Linked DNA regions of Homo sapiens: region 2 is linked to region 1. The links are chromatin loops, found by intact Hi-C in ENCODE. Cell type or tissue: lower lobe of right lung. All regions are shown on one strand. Each heading gives the region's core, and the rest is flanking DNA. Links, peaks and the distances in the headings are about the cores only. Region 1 overlaps KIAA1671. Region 2 overlaps KIAA1671.

Region 1 (6,213 bases), core at 751-5,750:
TAATCCCAGCACTTTGGAAGGCTGAGGCGGGCGGATCACGAGGTCAGGAGATCGAGACCATCCTGACTAACACGGTGAAACCTCATCTCTACTAAAAATGCAAAAAATTAGCTGGGCGTGGTGGCTGACGCCTGTAGTCCCAGCTACTTGGGAGGCTGAGGCAGGAGAATGGCGTGAACCTGGGAGGCGGAGCTTGCAGCGAGCCAAGATCGTGCCACTGCTCTGGCCTCAGCGGCAGAGCGAGACTCCGTCTCAAAAAAAAAAAAAAAAAAAAAAATTAGCTGGGTGTGGTGGCGCGTGCCTGTAATCCCAGCTACTGCGGAGGCTGAGGCAGGAGAATCACTTGAACCCGGGAGGTGGAGGTTGCAGTGGGCCGAGATTGCAACACTGCACTCCAGCCTGGGTCACAAAAATAAATAAATAAATAAAAATAAAAAATAAAATAAAAACTACCAAAATAGAACACCCTCCCCAGACCAAGTGAATCGGAATCTCTAGGGGTGGGGCCCAGGCACTGGTATTTTTTCCGGTTATTCTAAAGTACTGAGGGCCAGTGGTCTAGCTTTGGCTTGGCTGGCTGTCCTGGTTCCCAGGGCCGGGAGGGCAGTCTGCCCAGAGATCCTGCCTTTGCAAGCTCCACCCTGGACAAAGTATGTCAGTGGCATGCATGCCATTAAGAGCCAGTCGATCATGCCGAGTGGCATCTCTCTGTTGTGGCCACTTGTGGGAAAACAAAGAAGAGATGTCGGAAGTGGGCCAAGTTTAGAATATCATTATTAACCAACCGACTTAGAATATCATTATTAGCCATCTGACTTAGAATATCATTATTAACTAACTTAGAACATCAGTATTAACCAACTGACTTAGAACATCAGTATTAACCAAATGACTAAGAATATCTTTTTTGTTTTTGTTTTTTGGTGTTTTTTTTTTGAGACGGAGTCTTGCTCTGTTGTCCAGGCTGGAGTGGAGTGGTGTGATCTCGGCTCACTGCAACCTCTGCCTCCCGAGTTCAAGCGATTCTCCTGCCTCAGCCTCCTGAGTAGCTGGGACTACAGGCGCCTGCCACCACGCCTGGCTAATTTTTGTATTTTTAGTAGAGACAGAGTTTTACCATGTTGGCCAGGCTGGTCTCAAACTCCTGACCTTGTGATCCACCCGCCTCGGCCTCCCGAAGTGCTGGGATTACAGGCATGAGCCACCGCGCCCGGCCTAGAACATCATTATTAACCAACTGACTTAGAACATCATTATTAACCAAATGACTTAGAACATCGGTATTAACCAGCTGACTTAGAACATCGGTATTAACCAACTGATTGACAACATCGGTATTAACCAACTGACTTAGAGTATCATTATTAACCAACTGACTTAAGAGTATCAGTATTAACGAACTGACTTAGAATATCATTATTAACCAAATGACGTAGAATATCAGTATTAACCAACTGACTAGCCCAAGTTACCTTGACTCCTCTGAGTTTATTTTTTGGGCCACTCATAAAGGCTTAGGCCCAATCTTAAGCGTTCTCTCTCTGACTTCAGGGAAGAAAGGCTTAGCTATGGAGACAGGCTGAGCTGGAATGCCATCCAGCTCCCACCTCCCCACAGTATTTCACCCTTCTGCCCTGCCTCCATGAAATGGGCACATACCGCCCACTTCACTCACACACTACATCTGAAGCTGAGAAAAGCCATGAAAATTGGGCTCCGGGCCCCCCGGCTGGCCATACCCAGAGGAGAGCTGCACTGCCTCTCCGCACCTCACCTTTCTCATCTGAGAAATGGACACTGCCACTACCTCCTCTTGGGCTATGGGTAAACTGAGGGGGGGTGACAAGTGCCCAGCATGGAGCCTGGTTCCGTCTTCCTCAGGGTGTGTGGGTGGGCGGCTGAGAGAGGGGTGTGGGATGTGCCTACTTACAATTTGGTCAAATCCGCCGACAGCGGCCGAGCCTGGAACGTCCTCCTCCTGACCTCGGGCTTAGCCTCTGAGCTCTCGGCAGTCCAGCCTCTGATCCGTTCCTGAACGCTCACAACCCCTTTCTCCGGCTCTGGTGCCGCCGATGGGGACGCAGGGGTGGCCAGGGGAGATTCAGACCCCACTGCCAAGGCCAAGGTGCTGTCCTCCCGAAACAGGCTGATGCACTTCCTGACACTCCTCCTGGAGGCCCACTCTCCCCCTGCCGCGGCCTCCCCATCCGCCACTCTGCTCTTAACCTCAGCAAGTTCTAGGCCCCTTCCCAGCCTGGGTGAGGGGGACTCAGCAGCCTTCTCTGGCTCTGGGTCCAGCTTGGCCTTTTCTTCCCAGGGACTCTGGTCATTGCTGGGGGTGACCCCAGATGAGCCCCCCACCAGGGCTCTGGGGCTGCCCATCTCCGGCTTCGAAAGCATCTTCTCCTTCCGTTCACGGATTTTCTTGGCCACCTCCAGGAAGTCCAAATCAGGATCATGAAGAGGAGCCTCCGCCTTGACCAAACAGTCCCTGTCCAGCTTGGACGCTGCTCTGGGCCTCTCTAGCCCAGCCATATCCCCTGCTGTGGGTCCACTTCCTTCATCGGCCACCTTCCTCAGCAAGGCCTCTTTGTTCTCAAACCGGGCCGTGAGGTCCATGGACAAGGGCCTGGGCTTCCTCACCCACGTCTTCTCGGGAGGGGTGGGTGGCACTTTGCCCACTGTGGCCGCTGCGCCGGGGCCTGGCTTCTGAGGCTGAATGGACTCCGTGAAAATGGCAGACACGGGCCTTCTCTTCAGGCGAGGCCTGGGCTCCACAAGGGGGCGTGCCGTGTCCTCCACACTGCTGGCCTTTGAGGGAGGATGGTCTTGGCCTGCCTCCTCTTGGGGTACAGGTGGTTTTGTGTCCTGAGACAGGGGAGCTGACCGGGGAAGGGTCCCCGCAGGCTTCTGGGTGGGCAGGGCGGGCTTGGCAGCCACCTCAGGCCGGGAGCCGGACACACCTAGCTTGGCCTCCTCCGCCCCCTCACTAACCGCCTTCCCCAGAGCGGGGCCGCTTTTGGTGGTTTCGAAGAGAATCATGGTGCTGGAGCTGGGCCGCAGGAACACAGCCTTGTTGAAGAGGGGCGAGCTCGTCCTCGGGCCCTCCCCACTGCCCACCTCCTGCCCCACCAAGCCGGGCATCCTGTTGTCCAGATCCTTTGCTGCTGGCTCCTCAGAGAGCCCCCCAGAGGGGGAAGGTCCAGTCGAACTGGGCCGCAGAGACGGGACAGGAGATTTCACGTCCTGCTCCTTCGAGAAGGGTTTGGGGGCGAGCCTTGGCAGAGGGAGTAACCGGGCCGGGCTCCGCAGGGGGCTCTTCGCTTCCAAGATCCGGGCTGGGGGAGCCCCAGAGGCTTCGCCGGCCTGGAGGAAGTAGGTCCTCGTCAGGGTCTCCTCCTTGCCCATCTCACCCAGGCCTGGCACGGCCGTCAAGGGCGTTATGGAGCCCACCTCGACCCGCGTGGCCATGGTTATGGTTGTGGATTCATGGGGGTTAGGAACTTCAAGAATGGAGAAGCAATTGCTAAACAAACAAAACAAACAAACAAGTAAATTTGGAAAACAGTCAGTGTCTGGGTTGAAGCAGAATGGTTTAGAGAAATGGGACAGAGTCCTGAGCCCCAGATTCCATACGACAGCCCTCTGCTGACCTCACCCGGCAGGCTTGGGCCTGCCTCTCCCCGTCTCTGAGCTCTGGACGAGGGGAGTGGACTAAACGCCCATCCCTGAAGTTCGTTCCAGCTCCAAGGGTGTAGAAAAGGCATCAACACTCTGGAGGACTTTCCCCTGACAGCTAATCTAGAGGCCAGCACTTAATGGCAAAAAGCAGTGATCTCTGCTACACAGATAAGGAAACCAGCTCAGAGAGGCCAAGTAACTGGAGTCACCCAGGAAGCAAGAGGCGAAGTCAGGACTTAAAACCAGGTTTGACACCAAATTCACACCACACATGCTCCTCCCTGAATAGGCCTCAGTGGGAGCGTCCTCACATTCCCTCACTCCTGTTACCCTGTTTTCCCACTGCAGAGCCTGCCCACATCCCAGGTGATCCTAATCACAAGTGTGTGCTAAGCATCTAGCACAGAGAAGGCAAGTAACCTGCTGCAGGTCACACAGCAATGCAGCTCAGGAGTGCCTGGGAGCACAAAGCTGGTTAGTGACCTTGGAACCCATGCCCTAGGCACCAACCCCACCCAATCATCCCTTTGTCCCTTTTCTTTCCCCTCCCCCACCCTTCCAGATGCCATAAAAAGAAGCCATTCTCATTTTTCTCACTCAACCTGCTTTCATTATTTGTTTGCTTTGTGGTTCTTTTCTGTTGAACACGCATATTATGCTGACTGCCTTCATACTCTTAATAGAAAGAGAAACGCCCAACAGTGAGGTCTTCCCATGAGTGAGATCTCGAGCTATGCCACATGCTTCTTGTGTTTTATACATCTCATCCTCCTCACAACCCTATTTAGTGGGTACAATTAGGAGACCCCATTTTGTAGTAGCTTGGGGCATAAGCCTCTTGTTCACCCTGCTATGAGATCTGTTTTCGCAAAGCAGGGGACCTCCTCTCTCATTAACCCTCCAGCAACTCCAAAAGTCAAGAATGAAGGAATGATCGTTATCTCCCTCATGGAGATGAAGGGAAAGGGCCCAGAGAGGTCGCCAGACTTGCCTACGATCACCCAGCTGAAACCTAACCTCAAGTCCACCACCCACTTAGCTCTGTCTTTTTTTTTTTTTGAGACCAAGTTTCACTCTTGCTGCCCAGGCTGGAGTGCAATGGCGCGACCTTGGCTCACAGCAACTTCTGCCTCCCAGGTTCAAGCCATTCTCCTGCCTCAGCTTCCGGAGTAGCTGGGATTACAGGCATGTGCCACCACGCCCAGGTAATTTTGTGGTTTTAGTAGAGGTGGGGTTTCTCCATGTTGGCCAGGCTGGTCTCGAACTCCTGACCTCAGGGGATCCGCCCACCTCAGCCTCCCAAAGTGCTGAGATTACAGGCTTGAGCCACCACACCCAGCCTCAGCTCTGTCTTTTTAAAAATTATTTTTTATTCCTTTCTGGTCTTAAAAAGTGCCAGGTAAGTTGCTGTTCTCGATCCCCCAGGCTCTCTTCATGCCAGTGTTTTCTTCCCTGTGAAACTGCCCCCAGCCAGCCCCCACCTAGATGGACTAAAAAAGTAGAAGGTATTTTAGTTAAACACAAGCCTCTCCACTTCCCTTCCTTGGGGCCCCACACTGCTCCCCCGGCTCTGACTCACTCAGCAGCCTCCAGGAAAGAAAGGCAGACAGATTTTGATATTTTCTCTTCCTTACACGCTCGATGGTGCTAACAGATTCCATCTCCCCAAACTGGAGAACACTGTCTAGACACGGTTAGAGGTAGAATGGAGGGACAGATATGAAGAATCTGAGAATTGGAGAATTTCCATACACAAAGATCCCAACCAGAGTTCTAAGGCTCCAGAATCCCACCCAGAATCAGGGCCATTGGCCTTTTGGGAGAGCAGCTGTGACCTCTGGAAACCCTGATTGAGGATACATATGTAATAGCCAGGACATGAGACACAGAACAATGACAGGATTCAAAGGACAGAGAGAAAATTCTCTGGCAGAACTCACAGGCACTCTCCATGCCCTTGGACACTCCAGCCCTCAAGCTTGGGTCAAGCATGGGCCCCACTTACCCAAGCTGGCAGGCCCTGGGTCAGGGGGTGTGACTGCCGGGAAAAGCCAGTAGTGTCACATGTCATCATGAATGGGGCTGTCCACACACTTCCATGGCAGAAACAAGAAGGGGGAAAGAAGACTCGTCCCAGCAGGCTGAGTTTCAGCAGGTCTAAGGAGACACAGGATGACAGCCTCAGTTCCGGAGTTCTGGCAGTATGGGAACAGACGGCACAAAAGCTTTCAAGCTCCAAATGCATCCGCTGGCATCTACTCCAGCTTGTAAAACGTATGCTCCTTTTGGCTTTTCGATTTTGTAGCCTTATATGTACGTGTGCATAAATAGTGCTGAGCCCACAGTACGTGCTCAATAAAAATCTTCCCTGTTCTCTGATACATTTATTAAGCACCTACGGTGTGTACAAAGATGAGCATGAAACATCCCCTGCAACCATGCAACTCACAGTCTTCTGTAAGAAACACACATACACACACAAGCAATTACAACTGGGTAACAAATGTCACTTTTTAAATGCAGGATGTGGGG
Region 2 (6,213 bases), core at 406-5,405, 70 kb after region 1:
GCCAAAGACAAGAGACAGCCAAACACTGTTCCTTCTCTCTGAAATATACAAAGAGGCTGTCTCTCGCACAGCTGTGGTAAGAGTGTGAAAGGTATAGCCACTCTGCTGGGAAATTGGGCAGGTCATTTCAACGTTCTAAACACCCTTCCTCCCTAAAGTTCCACATCCTGGAAATCTGTCCTCCAGCCTACTACAACAAATGTGCAAAGACATGTCAACAGGGATGTTAACTGCGGCACTCGGTCATAGCAAAAAAAAAAAAAAAAAAAAAAGAACCTGAAAAACAACTCAATGTCCATCAACAGGGGATCGGTTAAATAAGCTCATAGCACCTCATGCACTGGAAATTATTCAGTTTTTTCTTTTTTTTTTTTTTTTTTGAGACGGAGTCTTGCCCTGTCACCCAGGCTAAAGTGCAGTGGCGCGATCTCAGCTCACTGCAACACTCGCCTCCCTGGGTTCAAGCAATTCTCCTGCCTCAGCCTCCCGAGTAGCTGGGATTACAGGCGCGTGCCACCATGCCTGGCTAATTTTTGTATTTTTAGTAGAGATGGGGTTTCACCATGTTGACCAGGCTGGTCTTGAACCCCTGACCTCAAGTGATCCGCCCGGCCGCCTAAAGTGCTGGGATTACAGGCCCGAGCCACCACAGCTGGCCTTATTCAGCTTTTAAAAATAATGAGGTAAATCAACACATTCTGAAATGGGAAAGTACCTAAATCTATTTTTAATTCACGTGTGAAATTATTTGTTTTATTTTATTTATTTATTTATTTATTTATTTATTTATTTATTTGAGACGGAGTCTCACTCTGTCGCCAGGCTGCAGTGCAGTGGTATGATCTCGATTCACTGCAATCTCCCTCCCAGGTACAAGTGATCCTCCCGCCTCAGCCCCACGAGTAGCTGGGACCACAGGCGCCACCACACCTGGCTAATTTTTGTATTTTTAGTAGAGACGGGGTTTCACCATGTTGGCCAGGCTGGTTTCGAACTCCTGACCTCAAATGATCCACCTCCCTCGGGGTCCCAAAGTGCTGGGATTACAGGCGTGAGCCACCGCGCCCGGCCGTATTTCATATTCTTAATGGAGACATGGCTATAGAACATTTCAAAGGTCACTTAACTGAGCAATTAACAAATGTAGCTGTGATAGCTTCTGCCCAGAAGTCAAGTCCATAATTATTTGCTTACTTGTCTCACCTTGCCCCCTTCCTTCTTCTCGTACAGTTGACCAGAGGATTCCTAAGGGCAGGTGATCTTTTGAATTTTTCACAAATAGAGTGCCTTGCCCACATAAGATGCTCAATAAAATATTCATTGCATTGAAGGAAAAAATATATATATGTGTGTGTGTGTGTATGTGCCTCGATTGTTTGTTAGCTTCCTTTTATTTTTACTTTTTGAGACAGAGTCTCACTCTGTTGCCCAGGCTGGAGTGCAGTGGCACCATCTAGCTCACTGCAAACTCCACCTCCCAGGTTCAAGTGATTCTCATGCCTCAGCCTCCTGAATAGCTGGGATTACAGGCAACTGCCATCACGCCTAGCTAATTTTTTTTAATTTTATTTTTATTTTTTTTTAGTAGAGATGGGGTTTCACCATGTTGGCCATGCTGGTCTCAAACTCCTGCCCTCAAGTGATCCGCCCACCTCTGACTCCCAAAGTGCTGAGATTACAGGTTTGAGTCACTGTGCTTGACCAGCTTCCTTTTATTTTTAATTTTAATTTTTTAAATTTTTATGTATTTATGTATTTATTTATTTGAGACAAGGACTCACTCTGTCTCAGGCTAAAGTGCAGTGGTGCAATCAAAGCTCACTGCAGCATCGAACTCCTGAGCTCAAGCAATGCTCCTGTCTCAGCCTCTGAATTAGATGGGACACAGCCTGACACACTGCCAGGCTAATTTTTTTTCTTTTCTTTTCTTTTTTTTTTTTTTTTTTGATACGAAGTTTTGTTCTATCGTTCAGGCTGGAGTGCAGTGGCACAATCTCGGCTCAGGGCAACCTCCACCTCCCAGGTTCAAGCAGTCTGCTGCCTCAGCCTCCCAAGTAGCTGGGATTACAGGCATGTGCCACCATACCTGGCTATTTTTTTGTTTTGTTTTGTATTTTCAGTAGAGAGAGGGTTTTTCCATGTTGGCTAGGCTAATCTTGAACTCCTGACCTCAGGTGATTCACCTGCCTCTGCCTCCGAAAGTGCTGGAATTACAGGTGTGAGCCACTGTGCCTGACCGCCAGACTAATTTTTAACCTTTTTTTTTTTTTTTTTAAGAGACAGAGTCTTGCTCTGTCACCCAGGCTGGATTGCAATGGCATGATCTCAGGTCACCACACCCTCCACCTCCGGGGTTCAAGGGATTCTCCTGCCTCAGCCTCCCGAGTAGCTGGGATTACAGGTGCCCCACCACCACGCCTGGCTGATTTTTGTATTTTTAGTAGAGACGGGGTTTCACCATGTTGGCCAGGCTGCTCTCGAACTCCTGACCTCAGGTGATCCGCCCACCTCAGCCTCCCAAAGTGCTGAGATTACAGGCGTGAGCCACCTCACCCGGTCTTAAATTGTTTTTTCAGAGACAGTCTCGCTATGTTGCCCAGGCTGGTCTCAAACTCCTGGGCTCAAGCAATACTCCCATCTCAGCCTCCCAAAGCGCTGGGATTACAGACAGGAGCCACTGTGCTTGGCCTTAGCTTCTTCTTAAATGGCAGCAGTTTGAGTAGTGAGACTAGGCAGAAGCACCCCTCCTTGTGTTGGGAGCCATGCAAGTGGGAAGGGCATGGCTTTGAGGCAGACAGCTTTGGGTTCAAATCCCAGCTCTTCCACTTTCCCGCTGCGTGACCTCGCAGCACATCAATAACCTCTTGAAGCCTCAGTTTCATGAACTGTAAAGTCGAGGGTCTCAAAAACAGGCACCACCTGGGTTTGTTGTAAAATATTAAAAAAAAAAAAAAAAAAAAAGGCCGGGTGCCTGTAATCCCAGCACTTTGGGAGGCCGAGGTGGGTGGATCACATGAGGTCGAGAGTTCGAGACCAGCCTGACCAACATGGAGAAACCCTGTCTCTAATAAAAATAACAAAATTAGCCAGGCGTGGTGGCACATGCCTGTAATCCCAGCTACTCGGGAGGCTGAGATAGGAGAATCACTTGAACCCAGGAGGTGGAGGCTGCAGTAAGCCGAGATCCTGCCATTGCACTCCAGCATGGGCAATAAGAGCAAAACTCCGTCTCAAAAAAAAAAAAAAAAAAAAAAAGGAACAAAAGAGCTTAGCCCAGATTCTGGCATAACAGCGCAGCTCTGATGCACTATGTGCTTTACCTACATTCTCCCCAGTCCTCCCATTTTACAGAGGAAGAAACTGAGGTCCCGGGGGGACATGGCTTATCTAGGTTCACACTCCTATAATCTGGATGGGTGAGTGGAAGAAGGAGAGTGAACTCCTGGACAGGGATGCTCCTGCCCTCCTCTCTGTCCCAAACCTGCCAAAGCCTTCAGGTTTAGAAATTCAGGGAGTGTCTGGGGTATAAAAGGAATTTTTGCTGCCCATGGTCTAACTTTTATTCATTCAGCACATCCTGAATTCTGGGTATATCAGTTGGCATGCAGTTCTCCAGGCGATCTATGCCTTTGCCAGTGCTGTTGCTTCTGCCTGGAATGTCCCAGCCCTCCCTCCTACTCATCCTTTAAGACTCAAGTATCACCTGTGGGTCACTCCCTCTCTCCCCCCAACACACACAGGCACACACCAGGTTGAGCAAAGCACCACCCACCTGGAACTTATCCTGATGACAGGCTATAGTGATAATAATCATACCACCCCTTACAGAGCATAGACACGGGGCCTAGCACTGTCCATACACTGCTTCAGTAAACTCACATAAGAACCTTTTGAGAATGGGAGTATCCTATCATGAGCCCTTTTTACAGATAGGGAAGTCGAGTCTCAAAACCATAACCATGCCCAAGGCCACAGCCAGGAGCAGGCAGGGCCAGGGTTTGCCCTGGACTATCTCTGGCTGATTCCCTCCCTCCCTTCTTTTTTTTTTTTTTTTTGAGACAGAGTCTCGCTCTCTCGCCCAGGCTGGAGTGCAGTGGCACTATCTCGGCTCACTGTAAGCTCCGCCTCGCCAGTTCACGCCATTCTCCTGCCTCAGCCTCCCAGGTAGCTGGGACTACAGGCACCCGCCACCACGCCCGGCTAATTTTTTGTTTTCGTATTTTTAGTAGACACGGGGTTTCACCGTGTTAGCCAGGATGGTCTCGATCTCCTGATCTCGTGATCCATCCGCCTCGGCCTCTCAAAGTGCTGGGATTACAGGCGTGAGCCACCACGCCCGGCTGGCTGGCTCCCTCCCTTCTATCTGCCTCCTCCGGGAAGGCTCCTTCAATTTATCCCTTCCACACCCAACTGAAACCCACCTTCCTCTGTTGCTTCTCTACGGCTTAACCTGAACCCAAATATTCACTAGTTGCAAGTTGGAAGGGAGTTCAAATTCCTGCTTTGCCACTGCTGCCTGGCAAACGCCTCACAATGCCACAGAGGCCTGCATCAGTGAAATGGGAATAATGTGCCCCATGTCTCCCCACAGGAAGTCCTTGAGGACTGGCATGTTTTATACCTACCCCTGAACAGGCACAGGGTTCTAAAGCAGGTTTGCTAAACTGAATTCAGTACTGATACCACTCCCTCTGAGGGGTTTCCTTACCCCAGGTAGACTGTTACACCCACCTTGAGGAAGGGATCTTCAAAGTGAGTGGCTCTCTAAATGTAACACTGATCAATGTCAAAGTTGTCAGTGAACACCCCTCCAACACCATTGGTCTCTACGTCCAGTCCACCGCGCACCGCGGTCTCTCACCAGGATTTTTCTTTTTTCTTTTCTTTTTTTTTTTTTTTTTTGAGACGGAGTCTCACTCTGTCGCCCAGGCTGGAGTGCAGTGGCATGATCTTGCTTCACTGCAAGCTCCGCCTCCCCGGTTCATGCCATTCTCCTGCCTCAGCCTCCCAAGTAGCCAGGAGAACAGGCACCTGCCCCATGCCTGGCTAATTTTTTTGTATTTTTAGTAGAGATGGGGTTTCACCATGTTAGCCAGGATGGTCTCGATCTCCTGACCTCGTGATCGTCCTGCCTTGGCCTCCCAAAGTGCTGGGATTACAGGCGTGAGCCACCGCGCCTGGCCTCTCACCTGGATTTTTCTAGCAGCCTGCTTACTGGCCCCCAGCCTCCTGGCATGACCCTCCGATCATCCAGCCTCCCCACACCAGCCAGGGCAAGCTTCCCAAAACACACATCTGACCCTGCCCCTCACCTGCAGAGACCCTTCCACTGTGATCCACAGCGCCCCACGCTCCAGGAATAAAGTCCAAACCACTAAGCATGGCTGGCCTGGCCCCAGTCAACACCCTAGGCACTCACCTACCTCCAGGCTTCTGCACAAGCTATTCCATTTCTGCAGCCCATAACACCAACCTCTTCCCACTGGCTGTCGAGAAAACTAAACTCTCTGACCCGCATCCCTCCTTATAGCCAAAGGCATCAGCCCCTCCTCCTATGATCATAGTTCTCCCCTTCCAGACAAATGCATATGTTCACAAAGACTTTCAGGGCATAAAGTATCCCCTTAAGGATGTGGCTGCTAGCCTCATCTTTGACACAGTGTCTTGAAATATTTGTTGAAGGAACAAATGATAAATAAATGAATGAATGCACATATAAAATATCCCTGTGAGGCTCTGTTTCTGAGTTGGTCAGAGATGTAGCCTGGTGAGGAGAAATGCTCAGAGCCAGACAACTGGCTCCTTCATTCTCCTGCCAAGGTCAGCCTTCAATAAAAAACAGCCCCGGCCAGGCGCAGTGGCTCATGCCTGTAATCCTAGCACTTTGGGAGGCGGAGGCAGGAGGATCACCTAAGGTTAGGAGTTTGGGATCAGCCTGGCCAACATGGTGAAACCCTATCTCTACTAAAAATACAAAAATTAGCCGGGCAGAGTGGCGGGCATCTGTAATCCCAGCCACTCTGGAGGCTGAGGCCGGAGAATTGCTTGAACCCGGGAGGCAGAGGTCGCAGTGAGCCGAGATCGCGCCATTGCACTCTAGCCTGGGCTGCAGAGCGAGACTCCATCTCAAAAAACAAAATAAAACAAAACAAAACAAAACAAACGAAAAAAAGCAGCCCCTAGGACCTCCAGTGGGGGTAGGGGCAGCTTCCA

The links. Peaks named below come from ENCODE experiments on the same cell type or tissue, not always from the same donor. Only the 100,000 strongest peaks of a DNase experiment are listed, where the experiment ranks them.
Region 2: a loop joins it to region 1, with 5 times the contacts of the local background. A loop is called at or near these places in 43 of 110 quality-filtered maps.

Annotation. Positions count from the first base shown.
Region 1 is chr22:25,025,258-25,031,470 of GRCh38, reverse strand. KIAA1671 reads right to left here. Exons shown (of 13, transcript NM_001145206.2): 2 at 5,687-5,838; 3 at 1,931-3,526. The coding sequence starts at 3,471. Among named protein-coding and RNA genes, the nearest start is that of KIAA1671, 76 kb to the right of the region's middle. RefSeq lists an enhancer at 4,324-5,523. In lower lobe of right lung, for the core only: a CTCF peak has its summit at 2,790 (motif pointing right); DNase peaks (open chromatin) are centred at 2,731 and 3,054; H3K27ac peaks cover 2,581 bases.
Region 2 is chr22:24,954,714-24,960,926 of GRCh38, reverse strand. The region is part of intron 1 of KIAA1671; the gene reads right to left. Among named protein-coding and RNA genes, the nearest start is that of KIAA1671, 5.1 kb to the right of the region's middle. RefSeq lists an enhancer at 2,040-2,539. In lower lobe of right lung, for the core only: no CTCF peak of the experiment used is centred there; no DNase peak of the experiment used is centred there.